Regions from separate parts of the Mus musculus genome. Here region 1 is linked to region 2. A link is a contact called in ENCODE Hi-C or POLR2A ChIA-PET data. All regions are on one chromosome and are shown on one strand. The core of a region is the stretch at or near the end of the contact, and the rest is flanking DNA. Distances in the headings are between cores, read along the strand shown.

Region 1 (5,456 bases), core at 1,438-3,937, 60 kb before region 2:
CTCCCCCCCACCCCAAGTGTGAGTGGTCACGGCAGTGGCTGATGCCGCCCAGAGTGGGCACTGGTGACCCGAAGGAAACTGGACATGCCGGGGCAGCAGCTAACACTACTTTGTTGTAAAGTGGGGACCAACGCCCAGGAAGATCCTGGGTAGGGCTTGCTGGCTGGTATGTAGGAGAACATGCTGGTGGTGTAAGAAGAGTGAGCTGTGAGAAGGCCCCTGAGATCCTAGAGAGTTTCCGTGCAGGCTATCGTGGTGCTTCTGTGGGGAGTGGCATTGGTGGGCACTGTGCAGAGTCTGCGAACTCATTCTCCTTTCTTGGCAGGGGACTTTGTGCAGCTGCCTGTGCCTATCATCCAGCAGCTATATCACTGGGACTGTGGCCTGGCCTGCTCCAGGATGGTGCTTCGGTGAGCGTCCACACCTGCTGTGCGTGGCTCAGGGATGAAACAGGAAGTAACCAGGATGGGAGCCAGCATCTATATGGATTGGCTTTGTTTGAACCCTTGAAGAGGCCCAGCTTCCATTCAGGCCCTGTCATATTTGAAATACGAACAAAGGGTGGGTCAGGCTGCCCAAGTGAGTTCACTCAGGTGATGCCTGGGAGCTTGGGGTGGACAAAGAAGTCCCAGGTGTTCAAGTTGAGTAGCTGGTGCATCTTCCACTCCTCGGATATCAGCCCACTGGGATACTGCATAAATATAAGGACCTTGATAGTTTGAGCCAGAAAGGACTGGTACCCTGTTACCTTCGGCAAGAGTTTTTAACTGGTTGTCTGGAGGCCCAGATCAGTTTTCCTTTGTGTATCATACATACTAGGGTTCTGGGAAAGCTAGATCTTAACAGAGTGTCTCGTGCCTGCAGTTTTGAAAACCACTCCATGATCCAAAGTGCTTCATCTCCGATATGCAGTCAGTGGGGCCAGAGAGAGCAGCAACTTCCCCAGGTTCACATAGTCCATAAGAGATGTAAAAACCAAGATCCAGGCCCTTCGCTCTGGGGGCCAGACAGCATTCCAGGCTGCCTGAGCCCTGAAAGCCTCAGGTTGTACTCCACTCCATGGGTCACTCCATGGGGGTTCATGATAAAGGATTAGAAGTGCAAGCAGTGACTGTGGCACTCATATGGGAGGAGGGAGTGGCTTGGTCTAGCTTTGCTTCGAGAACAAGCTAATCCCTTTGCCCCTTGCCCTCAGGTACCTGGGCCAGCTCGACGACGGGGAGTTTGAAAACGCCCTGCAGGAGCTGCAGCTGACCAGGAGCATCTGGACCATCGACCTGGCCTACCTGATGCGCCACTTTGGTGTGAGACACCGCTTCTGTACCCAGACTCTGGGTGTTGACAAGGGTTACAAAAACCAGGTGAGCAGCTGGCCACTGGGTGGGCGGTGGCAGACAGACAACAGACAGGTGGCCTTGAGGTCTGGCCTGTGTGGGGCATATACACGCTGAGTCCTGACTTCTGTCTGCCTTTCTGCATCTTTCTGCACTGTAGGGCAGGGCAGGTCGAAGGCAGCAGAGGACGCTGATCACGTGACTACTGTTGCCTTGTTTTCTTCCTTCTCATCAGGGTAATTGGCATTCTGGGAGAAGAACACGTTATTAGCTGTCTGTCTGCTTTTCTGCCTTCCTCTGTTTTCCTCTCTAGAAAACTAAAGCCATCGCAGTGGTGGTGCCAACACACCACTTTGTTCCGATCTCTCTCGTAAAGCCAGATCCAGGCTTACCTGCCCTTGAGGCGATCTTGGCCCCAGCGCCAAGGCTTGGCAGAGTAGTCTCTTCTGGCCTTGTTGGCAGAGCTGCTATCACATGGTGGCCAGTGGCAGTCAGCCTAATTCTTGTTTGAACCTTCCATGCCAGGTAAAGAAGGCTACTAAATCTTAAGACAGAAAAGGGGACCTGGGAACAGAATGTCTTTGGCCTGCCTCCTGGGTCTCTCTCTGGTCACACGAGGCCCCAGCACCAAGCAGAGTGTGTTCTGTGAATCACACTTGGCTACACTGGGCTGTGGCTGAGCCTTCCTGGCGGGGGTTAGGAGGACAGCCTTGCCCACCTTGCTCCTTTGCTTTAGGCTCCTGCTCCTCTCTACCAGAAAATGACCTGGTCAGTCCTTCTCTGGGAGCTACTCCAAATCTAACACTTCCTCATCTCTTGAGCATCTTCTTCATGCCCCTGTGTGGTCCTGTCCACTCCCCAGCCAGGGACAGACCTGGCTTTCTTTCTGGACATGCTGGGTAAAGCTGCCCGCCCATCGGTAGGGCTCCTGTATGTTCTTACTCCTATAAGACGGTATTTGTTTCATTTAAATGAAGTGTGCGCATCCAGGGTGGGTGACTGCAGGCTGTCCTTCTCTCTTCAGTCCTTCTACAGGAAGCACTTTGACACAGAGGAGACCCGAGTGAACCAGCTGTTTGCACAGGCCAAGGCCTGCAAGGTGCAAGTGGAGAAATGGTGAGCCTTCCCACCCCACTCTCCTGGTCATAGTGACAAGGCAGGACACGGCCACTTGCAGGGAGCTCAGGGCCGAAGGCAGACAAGCCAAGTCCTTACGTCTTGTCGCACTGGGGAGTGGGTGCAAACTGGGGACATTGGTCTGGGAGATGGGAACAAGGCCACACTGGCACCCCCTGACCTCCCTCCTGCCCACAGCACAGTGAGTGTGCAGGACATCCAAGTACACCTGGCGCAGGGCCATGTGGCCATTGTGTTGGTGAATTCCGGGGTGCTACACTGCGACCTGTGCTCCAGCCCTGTCAAGTACTGCTGCTTTACTCCCAGTGGCCACCGCTGCTTCTGCCGCACCCCCGACTACCAAGGCCACTTCATCGTCCTGCGTGGCTATAACAGGGCTACCGGCTGCATCTTCTATAACAACCCAGCCTATGCTGACCGTGAGTGCCAGGGGCAGGTGGGCCAGGGTGGCCGGTGTTCACTGTCCTCTATGCCCAGACCTTACAACTGTCCCCTAGGCCCAGATCTCATGGCTTTCTCCCTTTCAAGCTGGTATGGCCGATGTCTGTCTCCAAAGCCACTGCTCCTCCTGGGGTCATCAGGGCTTGCCCCTCAGGCCATGCAGACAAACCAGCTGCTGTCCTGGCCGCCAGCTACCTCTCCTCCCACACTACCACATTCTGTCTACTGCTCAGCTCCCCACCTTGATAACTTACGTTCCACGGGCCCATCTCCTGCAGAGCCTGGCTAGAAGTGTTTTAGACTGTCCACCGTCCTCACTGACTACCCTGGTCTGGAGGAGGACTTCTCTGAGCAGACCAGGACACATGTCCTGGAACACACTCTTTTCTTCCCTTCGGGCCTTGCTTTCTCTATCTGCTAACCTGGGAAGGAGTCAAAAGAAAGATTTACCTCGAGAAGGCCAGAATGGCCTAGCTCTCCCTAGGGGAGCTGAGAGGTGACAAGGCAGGTAGAACCCTGACCCCATCCATTCCCCCCGAGTACCAGCAGTGGGTATTTACCCCACCCACTGATCCGTCTCTGTTCTTCCCGCCCGGGCAGGGATGTGCAGCACCAGCATCAGTAACTTTGAGGAGGCCAGAACTAGCTACGGCACAGATGAGGACATCCTCTTTGTCTACCTGGACAGCTGACAGCAGGAGCCTGGCATGCCAGGTCCTCAGACCCTATGTTCTATCTCAGCCAGGCCCACTCAGGATGCCCATGCCCAGGGCAGCAGGCTTCTGGGGTTCAGAATTGTAGCCTCAGCCTGTTTGACAAAGGTCTTGGGAACTCTGTGACTGCTTTGCCCACCAGTGTCATCATGTCATTTGCCCTAAACACCTTGTAGTTGCTGAAGACAACTCAAGAGCATCTAAGGGGAGTATCTCTCACGACCCTAAATTCTGCCTCCAGCTGTGCCCAGTGAAAGACCTCAAGTCTGCCTCCAGCCATGCCCAAGGCAGGAACCCTGGAAGAGAAGCGCACATTTGGGAAGAGCACATGCAGATCCAGGCCTGTGGCTCGGCCCCGCTCAGCCCCATAGTGGGTGGCAGCAGTGCTCTCTCCTGCCTCCTGCGGACTCAGGTCTCTGGGGCTGCTCACTAGGCCTTGTAATCACACAGCACAAGCATACCTCACAGCCACCCTGAGGCTCTCTGACCCTGGGATGCTGAGGCCTTCTTAGCCTCTAGGTACAGTCTGTAGGATGGAAAGCTTTTAGGAGTGGGCAGGGCCGAATGGATGGGAGCGGAAGAGAATGTCTTAGGAACAAGGAGTTGACAAGAGACTCCCCAGAGAGTCCTTGCGTCCACAAGGCCTCCTGATACCAGCTTGGCTTCCCACAGCAAGCTCTAACTCTGAGAGCCTTTTGAGGATGGGTGCTAGAGGGCCCGTGCCCCTAAAACAGCAGGCAGCTTCCCCCCCACCCTGGTGTGCACACCAGGAGTGTTTGCACAGAATACTGGGTGTCTTCTGTCTTGAAGAAAGGCAGTGTCCCCGAGTCACACAGCACAGCAGGTAGCATCAACTAGAGCTAGTTAATGTGTGTTGTTTTGCTCTTGGGATCGAGACTTCAGTTTCCAATGTGTGGGGAGTCAGACCAGAATAGATACAGGTACTTTGAAACCACTAACCCTTCTTTACACGGGGCACATAGGCCAGTCCGAGTTCTTTCTTAACAAGATGGCTGTTCTGGCCTGGCCAGCAGTCTGCATGCTGAAGCTGCACCAAAGACAAGCGAATGGGTCATTTCTAAAGAGACCAGGGAGCCCACTCCTCATGGGCTCTCCGTGGTGAAGAACAAAGGGTACCCCAATGGCCTCTCACCATCACTGTCCTCCAGGGGCCTCGGACTTTTAGTACTCAAGGCATGATGTGGCAGTAGCTGCTTCCCCTACCACTAGCTGCCCCCTCATGGTCGTCTGGGGGACAGAGGTGGTCTGTGTTTACAAGGGCAGTCAAGTCCAGTCACCCATATTACTCATCAATGTTAGACGAAGCCTTGAGCTGAAGGAGGTGCTGTCGGCTAGGCCTCTACTCTGGGTTTCAGAGAGTAGTATTGGTTTCAGTCTGGTCTCATTTCCATTGCCTTAACGCTGGGTGGTCAGGGCCCCAAGGAACTCTGGATCTAAGCTCAGGAGTACACATAGCAGCTATGGGTATGGGTGTCCTCCTCTGGTGTAACTGTGAGACTAAGTGATAGGAAGAAGTAAAGCCTTCATAGCGAGTGGATGGGATGAGGTGTGGCACACATCCCCGGGAGTGCTCGTGGGAAGTGGCCTCCACAGAAGGTAGTCATCTTCATCCTCTAGGACATTTAAAACATGCTCAGTCCCTGGACCCAGATGATGGCTTCTCAGGGCAAGTCATAAGTTATCAGGTCCACTTGTCTGGAAGAATAACAAGAAAGCTGCTGCTTTCGAGATCACCCGCCAGAGGCGGGGCACGAGGCACACTGTGTTATACTGCATGAGCCATGAATTGGGCTAGAGGAAGCCTTGTCAT
Region 2 (5,692 bases), core at 3,190-5,689:
TGGAACACAGAGTTGGGTGAAAGACAAAAGACTGATCGCTAGCCTTGTAACTCTCTAACTGTACTAGGGACTAGAAGCTGATGGCTTTTTGGAAACTTATCACTCTCTTCATTAATCTGTGACTGAAAACTGCTGGCTTCTGTTTTCTTTTTTTTTTTTTTTCCATTTTTTATTAGGTATTTAGCTCATTTACATTTCCAATGCTATACCAAAAGTCCCCCTTACCCACCCACCCCCACTCCCCTACCCACCCACTCCCCCCCTTTGGCCCTGGCGTTCCCCTGTACCGGGGCACACAAAGTCTGCGTGTCCAATGGGCCTCTCTTTCCAGTGATGGCCGACTAGGCCATCTTTTGATACATATGCAGCTAGAGTCAAGAGCTCAGGGGTACTGGTTAGTTCATAATGTTGTTCCACCTATAGGGTTGAAGATCCCTTTAGCTCCTTGGCTTCTGTTTTCTTTAACTTCGTGCTTGCATACATGCCAGGGAAATTTAACTCCCTGTTACTGTTCTGTGTGTCAATAAATGCTAAAAAACCTCAACTCTTAATATTTATTTGAGTTCTGAGGAATTACAAAAAGAATTTATTGCTAAGTGCTCCTTTCCCTGGCCAGGTGAGAGGCTTGGAGCTCGTTGACTCCTTTTGAACCAGAGAGGAAAGAAAGAAAAGGAAAGAAGTCACTCACACAGGCAACACACACACACACACACACACACACACACACACACACACACCAGGTAAGTGGGAACCAGCTACACCCTTTTTCATTGCTTTCAGCCTTTTTATAGCTCTTTATATTAAAAGTTCTCTACGTCAGAAAGAACTACCTCATAGATCAGTTTTCACATGGCCTTGCCTTATCATAGTGCACACCTGCGGCTTCATCCAGAATGCTCTTCCTTGAACACGAATTTTTCCCAAGCCTATATCCCTTTTTAGTGTAATTATGAAAGCTCATTGTATTTCTTATTGTGCAGCCTTTACTATTTATGAGAAGTGAGGACTTTCAATTCTTGCTTTTAATTTTATTATATCTTTCTAGCAAAACAACTAAAACCATCTTAAAAGTTTCTTCCTAAAACTATTTGAATCAAAACAGGAATTCTGGGGCTGGAGAGATGGCTCAGCGGTTAAGAGCACTGTCTGCTTTTCCAGAGGTCCTGAGTTCAATTCCCAGCAACCACATGGTGGCTCACAACCATCTGTAATGAGATCTGATGCCCTCTTCTGGTGTCTCTGAAGAGAGTGACAGTGTATTCACACACGTGAAATAAATAAGTCTTAAAACAGGAATTCTATGAAATCATTAATTCATCTAATCAACATTAATTCATGAAAGCTCATCTTTATGTTGATCTGCATGAAATCTCCTCAATAGGGTGGGCTAATGCTCAGAAATCCTTAGGGTATGTAATAGTAACAGGAAAGGCATATCAGCTGCAAGAAGCAATTTCTTGGGGCCTTGCCTCTCAGAGCTCACCTACTGCAGACCATGCAAAACGTGGTGGGCCACCTCCAGGAAGATCGCCTGCTAGCCTTAGCCTTTCCTAGATGGCCCCTGACAATTCCCAGCACCCATATAATTCCTAACTTAGGAACATGAGTATTGGGAACACAAAAGTTGCAATCACAGAATGGTGTGTCCCCTCTCCCCCCTCCTGTCCCCCGATTTTTAGATAGGGCTTTACTATGTAGTGCAGACTGTCTCAGCACATGACAAGTAGACCAGGCTGGCCTTGAACTCACAGAGATCCATCTGCCTCTGCCTCCTGGATGCTGGGATTAAATGTGTACATCACTTTGTCCCACTCAGGATAAAATGTTTTATCTCCAAATTATGAGTCCTTTCTGCCCACTAGTGTAAGATCTAGTGGAGGTGGATTCAGGTGCTTGGTTCCCTACAGTACATTCCCAAGGGGCTGGTGGTTGCTTGGACTGATCTGTGCCACTCAGGGAGGGTGAGCGAGAGGAACTGGATTGCACAGATTGTGAAATCAGTAGAGATTGTAGCTATCCCTCATTCACTGAGGACATGCAATTACACCCTCATTGGACAAAGTCGGGCATCAATGACATCATCTTGTGTTCATCCATTTCTTCTCCAGTTCGGTTAAAAGTCTTGCTGTCTAAGGGCTGGAGAGATGGCTCGGCAGTTAAGAGCACTGACTGCTCTTTTAGAGGTCCTAGGTTGGGTTTCCAGTACTCATGTCAGCTTATGCTTTCCTGTAACTCCAGAGCCAAGCCTGGTACCCAGTGTCCTGCCTCTTAGGCCAACTTGATCTTTGTAAAAGCATAGAAATACCAGAGCTGCACTGGCCTTTTGCCAAGTCCCTGCAGGAGGTCACACAGCCAAGCAGCTCTCTGAATTCCTCTCTATTCTTAGCCTGAACTCTCAATGACTCTGATCTCCAGCCTTTCCCTCCTCTTCCCTTTGCTTGGCTTGTTGTGTGTGTGATTTGTGTTTTAATAAGTGGAGCTACGTGTAGGAAACAGGCTTCAGCCAGTCCCGCTGCAGACACCCCCAAAAGAATAACCTTGAGACAAGAAGGCCTGAGAAAATAATTGGCTTCCTTTCCTCTCAAGTGACCTAGAGTGTCCAAGAGCTGCTCTCTCTGTCGCCGGTCACAATTGCCAATGGGGCTTAGGCTGCCCATGAAGAAGGCGAAATCACCAGGAACAAGTTTCAAGGGGGACTGGCTGCTCGTGATTGCCACTGAAGTCTCATTTTGATAAAGACAGAAGCCAATTCTTCCCAGACCGAACATCTGCTTCAATTCTGCTCCTCGAGTCTTCTTCCAAACACGAACAAACAGCTTGTTTTTGGCACAGTTCTTACTTCTCAAAACCGACTTTTTTATCTGTTTGTCCAAACACCTGCTCTGTCTAAACAAAAGGCCAAAAGGAACTTAAGTGGTTCCGGGCTTCCAGTTTCTCAAAAGGACAAAACCAAGAGAGGTTGCAAGACGTGACAGTGGTGTATAAAATGACCCATGAGAACATCTCTCTCACATTCAGGTCAGGCAAAGGTTGCTCTAGGCAAGAAGTCAGAGGAAGAATTGGAGTCGGGTCTTGTGTTTCCGATGTCCATTGCTGTGGCACACATTATGCTACATTGGATATTACTGTCTGTTACTGCATAACAGATTACTTTAATATTTGTGCCTTCAGACAACAAACGTATTATCCGACCATTTCTGTGGTCGAGGGTCTAGGTTCAAGAACTGGGTGCCTCAGGTTATAATTGAGCTCTCATCCTAAAGGCTGGATGGGGTTGAAGGGACTCCACTGTCAAGTTCACTGACATGGTCCTTTGTAGGGTTTGGATCCCGGGATGCAGGCTTCTCTATAAGACAGCTCTAACACTTTCTTACAGCGAAACAGTTGAATGAGCAGGATAGAAGCCCTGGTCCTTTGGCTACCGCATCTCAGGAACACCACCTACCATGATTGCTCTCCAGACAGTCCTCAACGTACAGGTTTTAGAACGCTTACCTTTCAGGTGGTATGAAGAGCGCACATGCAACCACTGTGGGACCTGTGGCACTGCTTTGAATCAAACGTGTTTTGTGTTGGATTATTCCCATCCGTAGGCTAATACAATTGTCCTGAGCTATTACATTCAGTAGGACAGACGTTTGCAATGCATTTCGGCTTCCTGCTATTCCCAGCTTTCGATGAAGGAATTTATTGTTGTAAACCAAGAAACTCCCTGTGCTTTATATTCAAAGAAAGTTACTAGTTTTAATTCTCATATGGGAATGTGAATACCAAGAGACAGTGACCATTGCACCGTCTGTCTTAGAAGATTGTATCATATCCTGCCATATGGATTGGATTTAAATATACACATGGGTGTCAGAAAGATTTCAAGGACGTGTTCTTTTGTAATTTAGTCAGAGGTTAACAAGAAACTATAGCAATTGACTGGCCAACCTTGGACTAGGTGTTCAATACCAAGCCAGAGAATTAAATTTTATCCTTGAGCTATGTCTTAACAGTTACAGAGCATGTGGGGGAAGGGCATTTGACTGAATACAGATGTGAAATTAATGACCCTCCCCCTTTTAAATAAATAACAGTTTTTCAAGCACCCAGCATAAAATGAAGCTGGAAATTGAGACTTAGTCATACACCTGTGTATCCCAACTGATGGAATCTCCTTATGCACTCTGGGAGTCTGCTGAGCCTCAGGGACTTGGGATACATAGACAAGAAGGCAAATGTGGCATTTGAGAGCAGACAGCTCATTTCCCATGCCCCTAAAAGTTCAGGAGCTTATTGTATACTTAGACTGGATTCCATTGTAACAACTGATCCTGGCCAGTGGGCAGTATTTCCCTCTCCCTCTCTTGGCATGGATGCCTCCTAGAACTGTATCTGTATAGCTACACACCCTGAGTATGTAAGAGCACATGTTCTGGCTGAGGTAGGTGTGTGTGTGTGTGTGTGTGTGTGTGTGTGTGTGTGTGTATGAACTCATAGTGAGAGAATGTTAGTTGTGTAATGAAATCATAATGTGACATCACAGAAGGAGTGGTTTAGACAACAAACATTTATTCCTCAGAGTTCTAGTCGCTCCTAGTTCAAGATGGGGGTGTGGGCAGGTTTGGCTTCTCTTGAGGTTTCTTTTATGGGTGTGCCATGGCTGCCTTCTGTGTCCTTACATGGCCTCTTCTCTGTTCACGAATGTCCCCTGTGTCTCTAACACATGTTGTTGTTAGATCAGGGCTCTGTCTGGCTGTGCATCTGCCTCGCCACTGGAATGCCGCTCAGGGAAGACAGAAAGCAGACCTAGGGGACTGACTTTGGGCTCTGCGCATGCCAGACAAGCACTGTGCCTCTGAACTACTTACCTAGATCTTGATTTGCAGCAGAGTCTCACTGGTTCTGGCTAGTCTTGAGCTTGCTATGCAATCTAGGATAGCCTTGGATTCCTGCCCTAGTTTGCTCCCCTGTTGGTTGAATAAATAGGATGATCTGATCCAAGTTGGGAGAGCAAAGGGTTTATTTGGCTTACACTTCAACATTTCAGTCCTTCATTATGGGATGTCAAGGCAGGAAGTCTGAATAGGAACCCAAGATAGGAGCCTGGAGGCAGGGACTGAAGCGGGAATTCATGGAGGAATGGTTTACTGGGCTTGCCTCCCATAGTGTTCAGCTTGCTTTCTTTAAAAGAAAACATTTTAAATTAAAATAGAATTATAACACTTCTCCCTTTCATTTCCTCTCTCCAGCCCCTCCTAGGTCCCTTCCCTCAAACCTCTCCCATGGGCTCACATTCTCAACTTGATAGCTTCTTTTTGATAATCTGTCTGTCTGTCTCTCTCTCTTACACACACACACACACACACACACACACACACACACACGCACGCACACATACCTTGCTGAGTCTGTTTCTGTTGTTTGTGAGTGATGGTTTCAAGGCTGACCACCCTGCATTGGAGAATCAAATGGTTCTCACCTCTTAGGAGAGGCTGATACTCCTTCCCAGTGTTGCCTGTGCCCTGGGCTGCTCTCTGCCTGACCCTACCTGCCCTTGGGAGTTGGTGTTGAGGTAGTGCAGAGTCAACGGAGACTCTGGGAGCACGTGAGAAACGCTGCAGCAAGCTTTCTAAACACTGCTGCAAGCTCCTTTAATACCCTCGTTGGTCCCAAGGAAGCACCTTTTCTAAACAGCAGATCTTGA

The links. Hi-C counts contacts between places; a loop is a spot of excess contacts on that map. ChIA-PET counts read pairs that join two places held with the same protein, here RNA polymerase II (POLR2A).
Region 1: a map of CH12.LX shows a loop between it and region 2 (2.2-fold over the local background). The contact joins the enhancer-like site here to the promoter of 4933407G14Rik in region 2. A Hi-C loop is called at or near these places in 1 of 37 maps with a recorded cell type or tissue (CH12.LX). POLR2A ChIA-PET finds 5 or more read pairs at or near these places in 1 of 5 experiments (embryonic stem cell).

Annotation. Positions count from the first base shown.
Region 1 is chr10:75,507,026-75,512,481 of GRCm38, reverse strand. Gucd1 (guanylyl cyclase domain containing 1) reads left to right here. Exons shown (of 6, transcript NM_175133.2): 2 at 326-410; 3 at 1,196-1,361; 4 at 2,359-2,450; 5 at 2,649-2,890; 6 at 3,513-5,456. The coding sequence ends at 3,604. Among named protein-coding and RNA genes, the nearest start is that of Gucd1, 7.6 kb to the left of the region's middle. Within about 2 kb of position 2,687, at least 1 of the 3 ENCODE cell types and tissues checked has a DNase peak (open chromatin) inside an H3K27ac peak, as active enhancers do.
Region 2 is chr10:75,448,257-75,453,948 of GRCm38, reverse strand. It overlaps 4933407G14Rik (RIKEN cDNA 4933407G14 gene), which reads right to left and starts at 4,439. Exons shown (of 3, transcript NR_045841.1): 1 at 3,496-4,439.